Regions from separate parts of the Homo sapiens genome. Here region 2 is linked to region 1. A link is a loop called in an ENCODE intact Hi-C map of the cell type or tissue named here. Cell type or tissue: K562. All regions are shown on one strand. Each heading gives the region's core, and the rest is flanking DNA. Links, peaks and the distances in the headings are about the cores only. Region 1 has its middle 42 kb from the start of ETS1. Region 2 has its middle 64 kb from the start of LINC02725.

The links. Peaks named below come from ENCODE experiments on the same cell type or tissue, not always from the same donor. Only the 100,000 strongest peaks of a DNase experiment are listed, where the experiment ranks them.
Region 2: a loop joins it to region 1, with 30 times the contacts of the local background. A loop is called at or near these places in 34 of 110 quality-filtered maps.

The regions. Positions count from the first base shown.
Region 1 is chr11:128,625,583-128,633,916 of GRCh38, reverse strand. No RefSeq gene overlaps it. Among named protein-coding and RNA genes, the nearest start is that of ETS1, 42 kb to the right of the region's middle. RefSeq lists an enhancer at 5,434-5,643. In K562, for the core only: CTCF peaks have their summits at 1,596 and 3,362 (motif pointing right); a DNase peak (open chromatin) is centred at 3,346.
Region 2 is chr11:128,027,666-128,035,999 of GRCh38, reverse strand. No RefSeq gene overlaps it. Among named protein-coding and RNA genes, the nearest start is that of LINC02725, 64 kb to the left of the region's middle. In K562, for the core only: a CTCF peak has its summit at 4,282 (motif pointing left); a DNase peak (open chromatin) is centred at 4,279.

The DNA.
Region 1 (8,334 bases), core at 292-8,291:
TTTGAGGCTAAACCCCTTCAGGACATCAGGGAGCCCCATTTTCTGCTCCTTCCCAGAAAGAGAGCTGTCACTGGGCAGCCAGGATTATGACGAAGCCAGGGATGGGGACCCGGGGAGGCGGCCTGTGACCTGACTTGGAGCACCTGCATGGTAACAGGAGCTTTTGAGGCCATCTACTTTCCTTCACTGAGCTTGTGGGAGAAGACAGGGTGTTCACGAGGCTGACATCAGTGATGTTCCAGGCTTCAGGTTATCCCCGGGGATCTGGAGGTAGAGGTTTTCAGGACAATGGTGCTGCTTTCTCGACAAGCAGAGCAACCCTCTGTTTGGTTCTTTTTGCCAAATAGACTTTCACTCCTCTCCCGTGGACCCAGGCTGCCCAGAGCATAGGAGGCAAGGCCCAGAGCCCGGGGAAGCCCCCAGGGCTTATTGCAGGGCCAGAGACTTGCCAGAGCCTGCTGTGGCCAGGCCCCACTTGAGCTGGGACTTGGGCTTCTGATTCCATTGGGTCTCATACAGACCTTTGTTTTATGGATATTTAAAAATCACAGAAATGCTAAAGGTCAGGCCTGGGACCCTTGTGACTTCTTTACTGGCCCAGTGGTCACCTCTTCCATCACAAAGGTCACTGAGTGTGGCTGGGCTGATGTGATTTACCTACCTTAAAAACCTTATGTACTATGAAGGAGAATTTAGTAATGCCTTTTTTCCTAACCTTCTTGTTTTTTTGATTTTTTTTAATCTTCTCCACCCCTGTTTTGTTACAAAACACCTCTGAGTCGGATTCTAGTCTCCCCGGAAGTCCTGGGTGGTAGAGGCTTTTCTTTGTGGTGATTATGGGCTCTCAATTAGAAATTAAGAGAGGCCTCCATAGCCAGCCCCTTTGGTCATAAAGCCATCATCTTGTCCTCTGGAAAGAGGTGATAAATGACACTCAAACAGAAGACTAGCTCTGCGGGAGACCCCGGCCCTGTGACTCTTTCTGTGTCATCTCAACCTCAGGCCAGGTGTGCACATCCCGCAGGAGCTCCAGTCACCCTTGTGAATGATCCTCATTCTCTGAAAACCAAAGAGCCTGCACATGGCTAATAGGACAAGCTGCAACTCCCCCAGAGGACTCACAAGGCCCTTTCTAGCCTGGCTCCCCACTTCCCACCTCATGCCTCTCCTGGTCCCTGGGAGTCCCCACCCCAGGCCTCTGTGCTCTGTACCCTCTTGTCTGCATTGCTCCAGAGCAGCTCAAATAACTCCCCTCTGGGAGAGTCCTCGGTGTGACCCTCTGCCCCACATTATAGGCATGTGCTCTCGGCGCTGTTCTGCAGCTGGCTCTGGGTAGCTGATGGAAAAGGGTCACCACCTGCTCATCCGTGTGCCCAGCAGCTCCCAGCACCATGCCTGATGCCAGATGGGAGCCTGGGAAGAGCTTGCTGAATAATGAAGGGGCCCTAGGTGTGCATGTGAAGGTCTGAGCAGTGCCTGGACTTGTCAGAGGCTAGAGGGGTCTGCCCAGGCCCAGGGTGGGTTTGGGTGTCTGCCTCTTTCCCGGCATCTTTTGGGAGATGCAGCGGTTGGCTGCATTGCACCACCAGTATTTGGGCAGAAGGGGTCTCTGTAGGTGCAGAACACAAGTTCTCAAGGCTGCTACAGTTGAAGGAAGCTACTTTGTAGTTGAATAGATTCAGACTTCTTGAAAACCCAGCTCATGCTCATTAACTGCTATCCTGGGAGGCACTCAGGACCTTTAGTTTCTTGAAAGCAATGCCCCCCTGCATTTGGCCTCCCATTGGAAGATATGTTTCAAGATCCCTCTCCACACAGAAGACAGTTTCTTGCCCCTCTCCTCGCATCCCAAAACTCACCTGTCCTTTTCTTTAAAATATTGTATGCAAAGGAGTTTCTCCTTGTATTTGTTTCTCCTTGCATTTGTAACAGATGTAATTGGGAAGTGATTCCTGAACTAACTTTTTCTCCTATTGTTACAGGTTAATGTCAACAATCAGAATACTAATATAGTAAGAGTTAATTAATTTTTTGGATTCATACATAATTTTTAAGTAATATGCCAACTGTCCAAATACTATGTACTGGTTTTCTTGCCTATTAATTTGATGCTTCCTTTTCATATAATTTTTCCCCATAATGAGATATCACCTTACAATAGTGAGGATGGCTGTTATCAAAAGAACAAAAGATAAAAAGTGTTGGTGAGGATGTGGAGAAATTCGAACTCTGGCGCAGATGGTGGGAATGTAAAATGGTATAGCCGCTATGGAAAACAGTAGGGAGGTTCCTCAAAAAGAGGAAAACAGAACTAATATAGGATCCAGCCATTCCACTTTTAGGTATTTATCCAAAAGAATTGAAATCATGATCTTGGAGAAATATTAACATGCTCATGTTCATTGTAGCACTGTCAAGATGAGCTAAGATGTGGAAACAACCTAAATGTTCATCAATGGGCGAATAAAGAAAATGGGTAGATACAGACAGTGGAATATTACTCGGCCTTAAAAAAAAATGAAAATCGTGCCATATGTGACAACATGGATGGACCTGAAGGACAGTATGCAAAGGGAAATAAGCCAGTCACACGAGCATTAACTGATTTTCCTACATGCAGTAAGCATCCTCTTAGTCATCTCTTCTTACTGATTCCCTGCCTCTATGGTAGCTTTTATTAAGGTGGTCGACCAAGAATGGGAATAATTATGGCTATTATTTGTTGGGCATTTATTCTGTGCCAGTCCAGGGCTATGTGGTTGACATTTCTCTTTCTAGTCCTCACGGTGGTCCCACCTGGTAAGTATGGGCATCAGTGTGACATGTGGCGGTGAGTCCAGGCTCCGGACTGCACCACATGCGTTCAGCCCTGTTTTTTTCAGTTAGCAGCTGTGAAGGCTTCTGACTCACTCCAGGCCCTAGTTTTCTTATTTGTACAAAGTGGGTACTAATAGCACACAAACTAGAGGGTTTTAGCAAGAACTAAATGAGCTAACACATGCTAAACACTTAGGACAAAGCCTGCACATAGTAAGCAATTAAAAAAATCACTTTGTATTCTACATTATACAGAAAGAGAAAGTGAGTTAGAGAGATTAAGTAACTTGTCTGTGCTGGAATTCAATCCAAGGCCTTTGACCTGTTTTATGCCAAAGCTCAATCTCTTCTCAACTATGTGGGAACATGCAGAAATAGCTTGTTGTTGTCAGAACTGGGTTTTGAATGCAGCTATTGGGTTTTGCCACACGCTAACCTGCCTTTGGGCCTAGATGGTGGTTTGTCTTGGCTGGTCGGATACGGAGGGCTGGAGGTTCCTCATTTTATCCTCTTTTACTGTACCCCTCTACGTTGGCCTTCAGGGGGCGCCATTGAGCTGTATTCGCTAGGTTCCAGGAGGAAGGACCTCAGTACAATTTGAAATTACACATGATGAAAAGAAAAACTCAAAGGCCGAAATCCAAACTGCTAAGACTTTTGTCTTTATGAAAAAACAGTTCCTGAAAAACAAAATTCCTCCCCTGGAAGAATGAGAGGACTTTTCAGAAGTCAAGGTTATTGCAATGTTTTTTTTTTTTTTTTTTTCTGTGCTCAACATATCTGTACTTAAAAAAAAAAAACAACAAACAAAAACTATAAAGTTACTTCAAAATAGAACAAAACAAAAAAGCACCAAAGACACTGAAATACAAAAACTTTGGAGACCGGAGATAATTTTCAGAACCTGCAACCTTAACCTTGTCAGGGAAGGTGTTCTAAAACCTGTCTCTCCATCCACAGAATAAAACAAATGTTTAACTCTGGTTAATGCTAACAAGGATCTAACACATCAGAGAGCATGGAAGCCCTGGAAAATAATTGCGACCAATTTTCCTTTGCTGATTTGCCAAATCTGAGGTTCCAGACGGCATGACTTCCCTGGAAGCATTCAACAGGAAAGCCCACCTGTCTCCATGGCCAGCCTTAGCCCACCTGGGGCCTTGCCACACCTACTATCTGACCTCTGGCCTAATCCCAATGCCAGCCTGTGAAGCCAGCTTCTATGTGGAACCAGTGCTCTTGGAGAATTGTCAAAGCCCTATGATGACCCTTTGTCCACAAATGGTGTACAGTCTGATCATTCTTTGTCTCTCTCTCTCCTCTCAGGCATACATTAAGTGTGGGAGAGAGCTATCCTGCTCAAAAGAGAGTGCTCCCCATTCTGACACATCTGGAAATCATCTGGCAAATGTCTTCTGACCGTCTCTGAGTGAAAAAGCCTTCGAGTGCATCAGCCCATTTCAGCTCCACAACTTTCTCTTGTGATCATCCCTGTTTTACAGGATATGGAGGGGTAAGGTGACTTCAGTGTCACCTAGCTCCTGGAGTCGCTATGTCGAGGTTCTGGCTCTTTTGATTTAAGTCCAGGAGTCTATAAATGACCAGATCTTCCACTTTTGCTGAGCAGAACCTGAGGCTGAAGCTAAAATTCACACAGCTTCATCCTTCATTGGCTGTCTCTCCTCACCTTTGCAGGGCTTCCTGGGGCTGTCCTGATAAGAGAACCTTTGCTATGATCCCCTCAAATCCCTCCCTTTGGCAAAATGATTAGGGCCTATCTGATGGAATGTGAGGTACACTCAGAAGTCCCCTCCAATCTCCCGCAGGGTCCCCGATTTTGATCTTAGCCTTCCTGGCTTCATGCTCACCACTACCTGCTGCAGCCCTGGCCAGAATCCTTCCATTCTGTAGAATGCAAACACCTTCAGAAGGGGATGGCTACTTTCATCCCTAAGGTCTTACTGTGATCTGGTTTAGAACTCTTTTCTTTGCGGAAGGGGGAAAACTAGGAGTAGGAAGCAAAAGGAGAAGGGTCAGGAAGTGCTAAGGGGAAGGGATGGGGTGCTGCCTTTCCATGTGGCTGACGGCCGAACTTGGTTCTGGGTGCATGGGTTCTGAAAGCACCCTCGATGACACAAAGTGTGTTTAAATACAGGGTGTCCTGATGTGGGATGCAAAACAACACCCACCCTCTCCCCCGGCCTACCCTCATAAGCCGAATATTAATTTTACACTCCACAAACACTTTGATGGCATCAATGCGGTATAACAGTACATTCTGTTTTCTGCCATGCAGTGTGGGTGATCACTCAGTGCTCTTCGGTAGTGATGAAAGAATCAGACTCCACTGCAGAAAACACCTCATTCTATTCTCAGAAGGTCAGTCATGAGAAATGGAGCTTTCTTTAAAACAGGCTTACAGAAAACAAAAACACGAACTTTTTAGCTTATTAACGAAAAAGCTCTCCATCTGCTTTTTTTTTTGTTGTTGTTAATAAACAGATATAGTTAATAGTTTACGGATTTTAGCTGTGGTTTTTCCTTTTTCGTTTGTTTGTGAAATGTTTTTGCTTTTCAGTTTTAAGAAGAAATTTCACACCTCCCTCTGAATTTCTCATGACTTTGACTGCTGAGCTAAACTTGCCATTCTTGTACCCCGTGCTGTGCTGATAAGAGAATCTTTGCTCTGTAACCCTCAAACACAAATATCTCCCAAATGTGGAGACATTTCAGGATCTCTCCACAAATACAATCTTTAAGACTTACACTTTGGCAAATCTTCAAGCCCCAAACACCTTGCCACTCCATCAGTGGCCCTAATTCAGAGTGTATACCTCTCTGAAGGCCACCGGGGTGTGATCACGTGGGAGACATCTGAGCAATCTCCAGGGTCACTGGGCAACCCCAGACACACACAACCTGCCCAGAGGGGCCTGGTGTATTTCTTTCTCAGGCGGCAGCTGGATTCTAACTTACTGCAAACAGGTCACATTCAGTGACTTGACGCACAGATGGGACATGGCAATGTCAAGCAGCACTCTTTCTTCATCGCTGTCCCTATTTCTTCCCTCAGTGTTTCAGCCAGGGTGGTCCTGATAAGAACTCTGTGGGCAACCAAGTTCAGCTCCTGAGCTCATTTAGGGTAGATGTGGAAGGAGCTAGGTGAGGAAGGAGGAGAGCAGGCTCTGGAAGGGCGTGGCAGCCTCCCTGTCATTCTTTCTCTCTCCTCCCCTTTTCCTCCCTACTGTCCTTACATGAACGGTTTTCCTGGGTTTATCCTCTTCTCCTATAGGTGATAAAATCTCCCCCACCTCTCACAACACCTCCAATAAGGACAAAGGAGGGCTGGCATGCTCCTTCTGGTGGTCATTTGTTGCAGGACACCAGTATAGACTGTCACCCAAGTAGCAAGAAGAGAGGGGTCTCTTTTGATTTCTGGGGCGAGCCTGGCACTGATCTGGCTGGCTTACATGACTCAGCCAGGCTCAAGCTCCCCCGTGTCCCATGGCGGGAGGGTGTTTGCAGCTGTGAGTAGGTCCAGTCACAGTGACCCCAGCAGCGCCAGGTCAGGGTGGGCGGTGGGGCAGCGGGCGGGGGCGGGGGGCCTGGCAAGCCCCAGTTTCTGCTGTTGCATCTGCTGGATTCAAGCCTTGGCAACCAACTCCACCCGCTTAACAACAATTCATGGCATCTCATTACTCTTTCCTTTTCACTTTAGTTAGTAACTGGGTTCAGCCCAGGAAACTCTGGCTTCCAATCCTTGAGTGTTTTGACTTGGGGACCGTAAACTGTCTGATTTCTTGGACAAACATAATCTTGAGGAACTTTTCTCTTTACACAATGGCTAGGCTCTGTGAATGTCATGGCTCCCCATTCAGGCCTTGGTAGATTTTTTTCCCCCTTCCTACAGACGTCAAACTACTTAAAATAAATATTCCCTTTGGTTTTCGGGGCTCTTTCCTTTGGATTACTCACCTTTATCTTGGATTGGACGGCAGCTGGAAGGCAGAGATAGGGTTCATGGTGACTCTTGCACAGAGGCGGAGGAATCGCCTAGGCCAGGGAACCCAACCTAGGATTTAGTTTTTAGTGATTCTGGGGCTCACCTTTGACGTTGAAGATTTCACTGTTTTTGCCATATGGTGCCATTTATCCATGTGTGACTTTCCTATTTGGAGTGACTGCTAATCGTCTCCTTGCTCCAACTTCCCCTCCTCTGTGTCCCCTACCCAGCCACCATAGTTCTTTCCAAAGCAAATATGGTCATGTCTCCCCACCTCCTGCTACTGGGAACCTCTGAGGCCTCAGAGATAAAGTCTCATTTCTCAGTCAGGCAAACCGAGCCCTTCATGGTATGGCCCCTCTTACCTTCCCAGTCTCTTTCCCGCACACTTCCCTAGGCGGCCCCTGCTTCAGCCCCCCTCCAAACGCAGGGTGTTGGCTTATGATGTGTGAGTCCTTCTGCCTAACATTTCTCTTCCTTCCTTGTCAGAGTCCAACTTATCCATAAAGACCCATTTCAGATGGTACTGTGTGAGGCCTTCCTATACAGAAAGCGTCCCTCCATCCTTCCTCTGTGTAATATATATATTAGCAATCACTGCATTATGTTGTGGTTAACAACTTTCCAGCCATCCAAATAGCAGCTAGCTTACTTACTGTTACAATTATTATTTTAGTGCAAATAGACTAATTACCTTAATTCTTTTTCTTCTCCTTTTTTGTCCTCCCTTTTCTCATTCGTTTTGGTGGCTAGTATTATTTTTGCAAGCTTTGCTGAACCTGGTATTGTGCCTGGCATTCTAGAAAAAAAAAAACAGTTTTACATGCTGACTTTTGCCCTATCAAATATCTGCAATGCCTAGATGCAGACCAGGCATTTTGTGTCTGCTGCTATCTCATTTAAATAACACACACACTCTGTGAGCTAGATGTTTCGTTTTTTTAATTTTCACATGAGAAAAACCAAGGCTTAGCGAGTTTAAATACATTTTTCAAGGTTAGCAGTGGCATAATTTAGACTCAGGTCTCTCTGATCCCAGATCCTGTGCTGGGTTGGACTACCCCACAGAACTGCACAGGGAGTCTGTGTGTGGGAGCCGGGCCAGAAGGACTGTGCCCCAGCAGCATACTGTGAGGGTTGACCTTTCTGTGCCTTCATGCTCTGTTTGTGGGATGGAAATGGAAACCTTAACTTACAGTCCTTGGGATGGTTGCTAAGGGCAACAGGTTTGTATGAAAGCACCTGCAATTGTTAGACAGAACAAAAAAGTAAGATGACTGGGTCTTTTCCACCCTTCTCCAGTCTTATTCCTATCCCACCCTCAAATTTATAGTGCTTTCCTAGTCAGAGAGATTCACCCCTGGAGAAAGTCAGCTGCAGTTAGATTGATTGCTAGGTAAAAACCAAGGGTTTCATATCTCTAAATGGGGTGCAAGAGCAAGTGGGTCTGGTGGACTTAGGTGTGGGAATGTCAGAAACCGCGTGGAGACCAGGTCACACTGAGTGTAGGTTGG
Region 2 (8,334 bases), core at 317-8,316, 600 kb after region 1:
TACCTAAAATAGTGCTTGACACAGTTGATTCCGAAAAAATGTTTTTTGAAATGAGTGCATAAGTCATTGGAAAGATATTTATAATGCTGTTTTTATTTGCTTTTCTCCAGTTTTAACCTGCTCTGTGACTTTATGTTTCTGCTACCGTAAATCTATTATTTGTTGCCAAATCGGCCACACATCCTCTGGTTTTATTGTGTGGTGGTGGCAGGCGGGTGGGGGGGCAATCTTTGTTTTAAGGTTTAAATTAAAGTGTAGTGCACTTCTATCCCAAGGAGAAGAAAAAGATCATATAGAGATGAATGGAAATTAGAGGTATGAGTGGTATATTAGTCAGGGTTCTCTAGAGGGACAGAATTTACAGGATAGATGTATACATAAAGGGGAGTTCATTAAGGAGTATTAACTCACACGATCACAAGGTGAGGTCCCACAGTAGGCTGTCTGCAAGCTGTGGAGCAAGGACACCAGTCAGAGTCTCAAAGCTGAACTTGGAGTTCGATGTTTGAGGGCAGGAAGCATCCAGCACGGGAGAAAGATGTAGGCTGGGAGGCTAAGCCAGTCTAATTTTTTCACATTCTTCTGCCTGCTTTATACTAGCTGTGCTGGCAGCTGATTAGATGGTGCCCACCAAGATTGACAGTGGGTCTGCCTCTCCCAGTGCACTGACTCAAATGCTCATCTCCTGTGGCAGCACCCTCACAGACACACCTAGAAACAGTACTTTGCACCCTTCAATCCAATCAAGTTGACATTCAATATTCACCATCACAAGTGGTCAACCATGCTGTCTAAACCCTGTGTATGTATGTGTGCCTGCTCCCGTGTGCATACAGAAGTGTGTGTGTAGGAATGCACATGGCGTGTATGTGTGTAGACACTTCTGTAGCACTGTCCCTGCATGTGCAGGTGCATATGCAATTATTCCCAACACTGTCCATTGAGAGGGCCGAGAAGGAGAGACAGCCTAGGAGCAATGAGGGTGCTTAGTGTTCAAATCTGTCTCTGTATGAAAAGGAAACAAGAATCCTCGGGGTGATGGCAGAGAAAGTAGGAACAAGATGTGCCAGGAATATCGTGTTGTGCCGGAAGTTAAGGAAGTGCTTAAAAACATAATGGGGGCATGTCGCAGAGACACAAGAGCCAGCCCAGAAGGAATCCCATTGGCCAAATCTGAGACATTTTGAGCATCATAATTATTAAATTCAGTAGTTAACGATAAACCTTTGAAAACCTAGGAATGTCTAAGTCCATACAGCTAATAAATAGATAAATAAAGGGTAGCAGGAGGACTCTTGATTGCAGTAGAATGCTGGGTGCTGCCTAGTAAATATGGAGGGAAAGCTGAGGACAGAAAACCATTATGTGCAAACTTTATGATAAAGACTGGGTCAGAAATGAACAGACAATGGGTGCTAGATTTGGGGGATGTTTTAAAGAAGAGCAAGACATCCTCGTGATTTTAAATATCTCCTTACAGATTGCTTATTGTTGCAAGAGGGGAAAAAAGCAGTGATTCCACAGTGGTGAAATCAAGCACCTCAGGCAGGTGATCAAAATTAATATCATCAGTGAGGGACAGTTGATCTAATATGTCTCCAGGTACTTTGAAAAGTACTCAATATCGTCTATGAGGTATGTGGGGTGAAAATGCACAATCTGAACATGTTTACAAGAAAGTGTCAGATAAACTCAAAATGGGGAACATTATACTTTTTTAAACAAGGTGAGCAGTATTATTCAAATCCTTTTAAAAAGTATTATTCAAGTTGTTATTCAATGGCATTAAAAAACAAAGAACGATGTAGAGGTGTTCTAGAAAAAATAAGGATAAAAGGATATAAATAGCAAATAAATAACTGAGCCTAGCCCAGATTCTCTTCTAGAAAAGAAAAAGGGTTATTCAGGACATCAGTGAGCCACGTGTCAGACTTGGAATGTGGATGGCAGACTAAAGTTACTGCATCAATGTTAAATTTACCAATGTTGATAAATATACTGTTACTGCTAAATGAATATTACTATTCATAGGAAATGCACGCATAAGTATTTAAAAGTAAAGATTCAGGATGTATATAATTTGCTCTCAAATGTTTAATGCAAAAACCTATGGAAAGTGTTTAGTCATATAGAGCAGATGACAGCAAAATGGGTCAACTCTAACAAGACAGGAGTCTGAGCAAAAGGTATATAAGTCTTTCTGCACTATTTTATTTATTTATTTATTTATTTATTTGAGACACAGTCTTACTCTGTCGCCTAGGCTTGAGTGCAGTGGTGTGATCTCGGCTCACTGCAACCTCCGCCTCCTGGGTTAAAGTGATTCTCCTGCCTCAGCCTCCTGAGTAGCTGGAATTACAGGCATGCTCCACCTCGCCTGGCTAATTTTCGTATTTTTAGTAGAGACAGGGTTTTGCCATGTTGGCCAGGCTAGCCCCGCCCTGACCTCAGGTGATCTGCCTGCCTTGGCGTCCCAAAGTGCTGGGATTACAGCTGCACTAATCTTATTCTTCAATTTTCAGTAAGCTTGAAATCATTTCCAAATATGTTTACTTATTTTTATTTTTTTTATTATTTTTTTGAGACAGAGCCTATCTCTGTTGCCCAGGCTGGAGGGCAATGGCGTGATCTCAGCTCACTGCAACCTCCGCCTCCTGGGTTCAAGTGATTCTCTTGCCTCAGCCTCTCGAGTAGCTGGGATTACAGGTATGAGCCACCACACCTGGCTAATTTTTGTATTTTCAGTAGAGATGGGGTTTCACCATGTTGGCCAGGCTGGTCTCGAACTCCTGGCCCCAAGAGATCCAACCACCTTGGCCTCCCAAAGTGCTGGGATTACAGGTGTGAGCCACCACGCCTGGCTAATATTTGTATTTTCAGTAGAGATGGGGTTTCACCATGTTGGCCAGGCTGGTCTCGAACTCCTGGCCCCAAGAGATCCAACCACCTTGGCCTCCCGAAGTGCTGGGATTACAGGTGTGAGCCACCATGCCTGGCCTGTTTAATGTATTTTAAATGCACCACAACATATTAGGTAAAGATTATATGAGCCCCATATTAAGTCCTGGAATTTCTGCAGACCCCTGGAAAAGTCCATCTGCTCTACTGCCTGCCTCTACTATTAACTCTCCCTCGTTGATGCGTATGGCCGTCACCTCTCTGTGCCCCATGCAGTGTGGGATGAAAAGCACTAGCGATGCTGGTGGGTGTGCAAGACACCTCTGTTTAAGTTTCAGAGATAGGAAGAGTGTGATATAATAGTACAATAAACAACTGAAAATTAATTATAAGATACCCTTGTTCTTCAATTTTCCCAGCCATCTGAGTGAATGGGGATGGTTCTCTCTCTCGGTCTGTCCTTAGGTGCTGGCCTCTCACCTTGGGGCCCTAGACCTCTCATCTTCCAGCACTTTCCAGCTCATGATCCTCCTCCACACTTTCTCTAGGCCATAATCACACTGAGCCATCCAGTGTCTCTTCCTCACCCATGCGCAACACCCAGGTCCCTAGAAGAGAAGCCTCATCAGTGTTCTCTTAACAAAAGGACCCAAAGAAGAGAAAGGTGAGCAGAAATTACCAACATCCTGTCTGCTTTACCCCCAAAACTGCGCAAAGTTCTTTACAGACATGATTTTATTTAAATGTCACAAGTCTCCAAGACATAGATATTAATACTGTTATGATTCCCATTTTCCAGGTAATGAAACTGCCACGTATCAGTAACTGGCTAAGGTTTTATGCCTAAGCTCCTAATTTTCCCTAATTAAGCCTCAAATATAAGTTTCTACTGAGATGGCTGACTTTCACCTCCAGAGAAGACAAACACAAGAGTGTGAGATGTCTGCAAAGAGAAATAAGCATAACATAGATGCGGCATACCTATTTTATTTTATTTTTATTTACTTATTTTAGAGACGGAGTCTTGCTCTGTTGCCCAGGCTGGAGTGCAGTGGTGCGATCTCAGCTCACTGCAACCTCCACCTCTCGGGTTCAAGCGATTCTCCTGCCTCAGCCTCCCAAATAGCTGGAACTACAGGCGCATGCTGCCATGCCCAGCTAATTTTTGTATTTTTAGGAGAGACGGCGTTTCACTATGTTGGCCAGGCTTGTCTTGAACTCCTGACCTCGAAATCTGCCCGCCTCGGCCTCTCAAAGTGCTGGGAATACAGGCGTGAGCCACCACGTCCGTCCTCCTATTTTATAAAGTACTTAGTTGCTATACTTTGATTAGCACCCCTGGGAAATCCCAACATAGAACTTTGCTGCCATCTAGTGCCCCTTCTGCACCATGATCCTCATTAAGATGTCTGCAATTCAGTTCTGCCTGTGTAAAATCAATACCTGAAATTATCATAGAGGGGTATAGTGTATATTTCACTTGTATGTCACATCTTGGGGCAGAGGTTTTTCAAGCCCAAACCACACTGAAATTTCTCCTGGAAATTAACCTGAAGTGCCAAGTGACTGTCACCAATCACGCTTTCATATTGGATCAATGTTTTTGTTAAAATGCTTAGCCCTACAGGACAGTTTACAACGTTTGTTTACATACTCTAAATATTTAATCTGCATAAAATACCTGTGGATTAAATATAAGTATCTCCACTTTATAAATGAAAAAGAATGTGGCTCAAAGACTTTAACTTTCTCAAGTCCCCACGGTTAGTTAACAATAGGTCTGAAACTTCAATTCATTTCTTTTTAATTAAAGCCCAGACTCCTTCCCTTCCCTTCTTTCCTGCCCCGACACCACCTTTCTTTCTCCTCCCTCCCTTTCTCCCGTGCTGGATGCTTCCTGCCCTCAAACACTGAACTCATTCCTTCCTTCCTTCTCCTCCTCCTCCTCCTTCTTCTCCTCCCCCTCCCTCCCTCCCTCCTTCCCTCCCTCCTTCCCTTCCTGCCTGCCTGCCTGCCTGCCTGCCTGCCTGCCTTCCTGCCTGCCTTCCTTCCTTCCTTCCTTCCTTCCTTCCTTCCTCTCTCTCTCTCTCTTCCTTTCCTCCTCTTCTCCTCCCTCTCCTGATTCCCTTTTTTGCTCTTTCTCTTCCTGACTCTCCCCAGGTATTTATTGTGCTCTGAGGCTGACTTCATTGAGTGGCTCAAGTCACACGCAGTTCCTCTGCCCTCTTCAGGCATGTGGCATAGTCTGGCCAGTGAGATGTAAGCAGATGCCTGCTGTGGGGTTCTAAGAAAGCCTTTAATATCCGGATATTAGGAGCTGCCCTTTTCTCTTGCCCTCTTTCTCCTGGAGTAAGGGCATGTGGCTCAAAGCATAAAATGGGGAAAACAAAACAGAGAGACTTGAAAGACTTGGGTGCTGATGTAGTTGAGCCTGTGAACATCCACCCATTCACCTGGGAGTGCACATTATAGAAGAAAGGCGTTTTTTTCCATTTGCTTAAGCCACTGTAGTCAGGGTCTTTGAAACATTCATTGGGAGCATTCCTAACTGAAACCGAGCCGACAAGTCATAGCACTGGGCGAGGACCAAGTCAGCACCTGGTGAAGCTCGCAGCTCCACCACTGTGTCCTGCAGAGGGCCCAGGTTGTAAGAGGCTGTCCCAATTCGGAAGGACAACCTTTCCCCAACCTTTTCCTTCTATAACTGCTTTAAATAGTTTTATATCAAGAATATTTCTCTCAAGAATATCAACTAGATTTGAAAGAGAATAAAAATTCAAGAGATAGAAACCATTAGAGGAAAAGAAACCACATTTTGCCTTAAATAAGAGTTGACAATAACCTGCATGGTCAAAGTGTGTTAGTTTTGTGAATCATTTTCTGGAACCCCCAGGCCACAGATATTCTACTCAGGCCAGAAAATTATAGCTTGACCCTGGCCCCATTTCTTCCTTGGTACCCCTTTGTATTCATTCTTTCTTCTTTATCCACTCCCTGATGCTCAGAACAGATACAAATAGCTGTGTGTAGCAAACCCATTGCACGTTTTCATCCCAGCTTCCCTGGAAGCTTTCATGCTGAAATAAAAACCAGGAGGAATGCATTGCAAAGAAGGCTCTGAGCAAATCACCCCTCTCCTCAGGCCATCTCCCTTTCTGTTGGGCCCATCATGTCTCCGCCAGCTCAGTGACCTTGAACTGCTGCTGCCACCCTCCTCAGGCGAGGTGCAGCCTCTCTATAGAAGGCCCCTGAGGTTCCCTTAAGCAGCTCAGGGTCTCCTTCCAGGACTTGCCTCCTCCCCTTTGTTCCAAGACCTGTTTGGAGATTTCCATCCTGCACCTTGTACTTCTAATTTTTTTACTTCTCTTTCCAGGCCCCGTGGATAGCATTGTTAATGGGACAGCTCAGTTGCTTCCATCCTTCCCCCAGATGCCCTTTCACTCTCCCTTGGCTTCATGCCACTTGGCTTTGGGCTCCTTCTTTGTGGCCACGTGGTCTTGTGTAACTCCAGACCCAGATCCAGCCAGGAGTTCAGGTACTTAACATGTGGGTGGGTGACTTTTTACAGATTAGTTTGCCTGCATTAAAATGGCATGTCAGTCCTCCTAAATTAACTTTCTATAATTCTTCTAAACATCAGGATGCTGCCACAGGGACAAACCAGGAGTGTCCCCCTGTGGCCCCCCCCCTAGAGAAATCTCCTGTCCCATTCCCTTTATCAACATGGCAGGATCATGTGTCCATTGGTCAGTGATAAAAGTTACAAAATAATGAGTCAATAGTCCCAGCTGTCAACAGATTTGGTTCAGGGGCTGCCAGATGGGCAAATAGAGTGGTAATTCCTACAGTGGCTTTTGGGTACAGGGTTAAGTCCTTCTTGGAGAGCTAAAGTCAAGGAACTTTTGGCTGACAGGAAAAAAATGTAAAAGAACTATGTAAGGGAGCAGATGGCAAGGACTTCTTCCCAACTACTGGGAGGTTCTATACTTTTCCAAGGGCCAAGTCTAACAAGCATTGATAAACTGCATCATTTTCTTCTTTGCCCCTGATATCTACACAGCTGAGCCTCTTTAACCACATCTTTCTTTCTCAGAAATTTCCAGGGAAGACCCAGTAGAGATGAGGGTGATGGAACATTTGCCACATTTCTTTGGCTTCTGCGGCTAAAGAGCGGATCCTGGTCTAGATGGGATGACAGCTTGGAATACCAATTGCTATCTTTATCTGTTCTAAGGATATAGATTAAACCTGTGTAGCTTACAGAAAGAAATTTTATTTTAAGGTGGCTACCTGAATACCTATGTCAGAGCAGCCATCTTGCCAATAGCCACCTGGGTAGGGGATAGGACTGGATTTGCCCAGATCTTACTGGTGATCATAGGATTTTGGAACTAGAAGGATCATCAAGCTCTATGGATTTTCAAACTGTGCTCCATAGAATACTATTGGGCCACAGAGTTCACTCAGGAGTTGCAGAATCAGGGGGCAGTTGAGGGGCCAGTGATCAGCCAACTTCAACCAGGCGCTCTACTTTTATTTACTGTATCTTTTGAAATGGAGCAAAGTGGATAAGATCCCAGAGTTTTAAGACAGATAACTGGGATGGATTGTATTATTCAGCATCTATATGCTTCAATTTGTAAAATGGGGATAACAATAATCATTACTAAATTTCTTATAGCAATGACCATGTGCTTGGCATCATTTTAAGTGCTTTATATTTATTTAATATTAATAAATCAATTATTTACATTTATCATGACAAGTACTGTTTTATAGAAGAAATACTGTTTACAAGAGCATTAAATTCTAGAGTCAGTTCATGAATAAGGGAAGTATATATACATTTAAAATGATCCCGATATAGTTTGGATGTTTGTCTCCTCCAAATCTCATGTTGAAATGTGATCCCCAGATTTGGAAGTGGAGCCTGATGACACTTTTCTTTAGTGTCTGGGTCCTGGGGCGGATCCCTCATGATGGCTTCCTGCTGTCCTTGCAGCAATGTGAGTTCTCACTCTGTTGGTTCATGTGAGATCTGGTTGTTTAAAAGAGTCTGGGGCCTCCCTCCTTCCTCTTTCTTCCTCTTTCCTGCTTCAGCTCTCACTGTGTCATGTGCCTGCTCCTCCTTTGCCTTCTGCCTTGACTGGAAGCTTCCTGAGAACTCCCCGGAAGCTGAGCAGATACTGATGCCACGCTTATGCAGCCTGCAGAACCATGAGCCAAATAAACCTCTTTTATTTATAAATTACCCAGTGTAAGGTATTCCTTTATAGCAATGCAAAACAGGCAAACGCAGCCCTGAAAATGCCAAGTTCTCAGAAAAGGTTATTACTTTTTACAGGGTTTGGGAATTTAGACTTGTATGAGCTCTCCTATCTCGTTTCAAGTCAGCAATTCTCAGCGAGCCTCAGCTGATGTTTTAGTTTTGCCCTC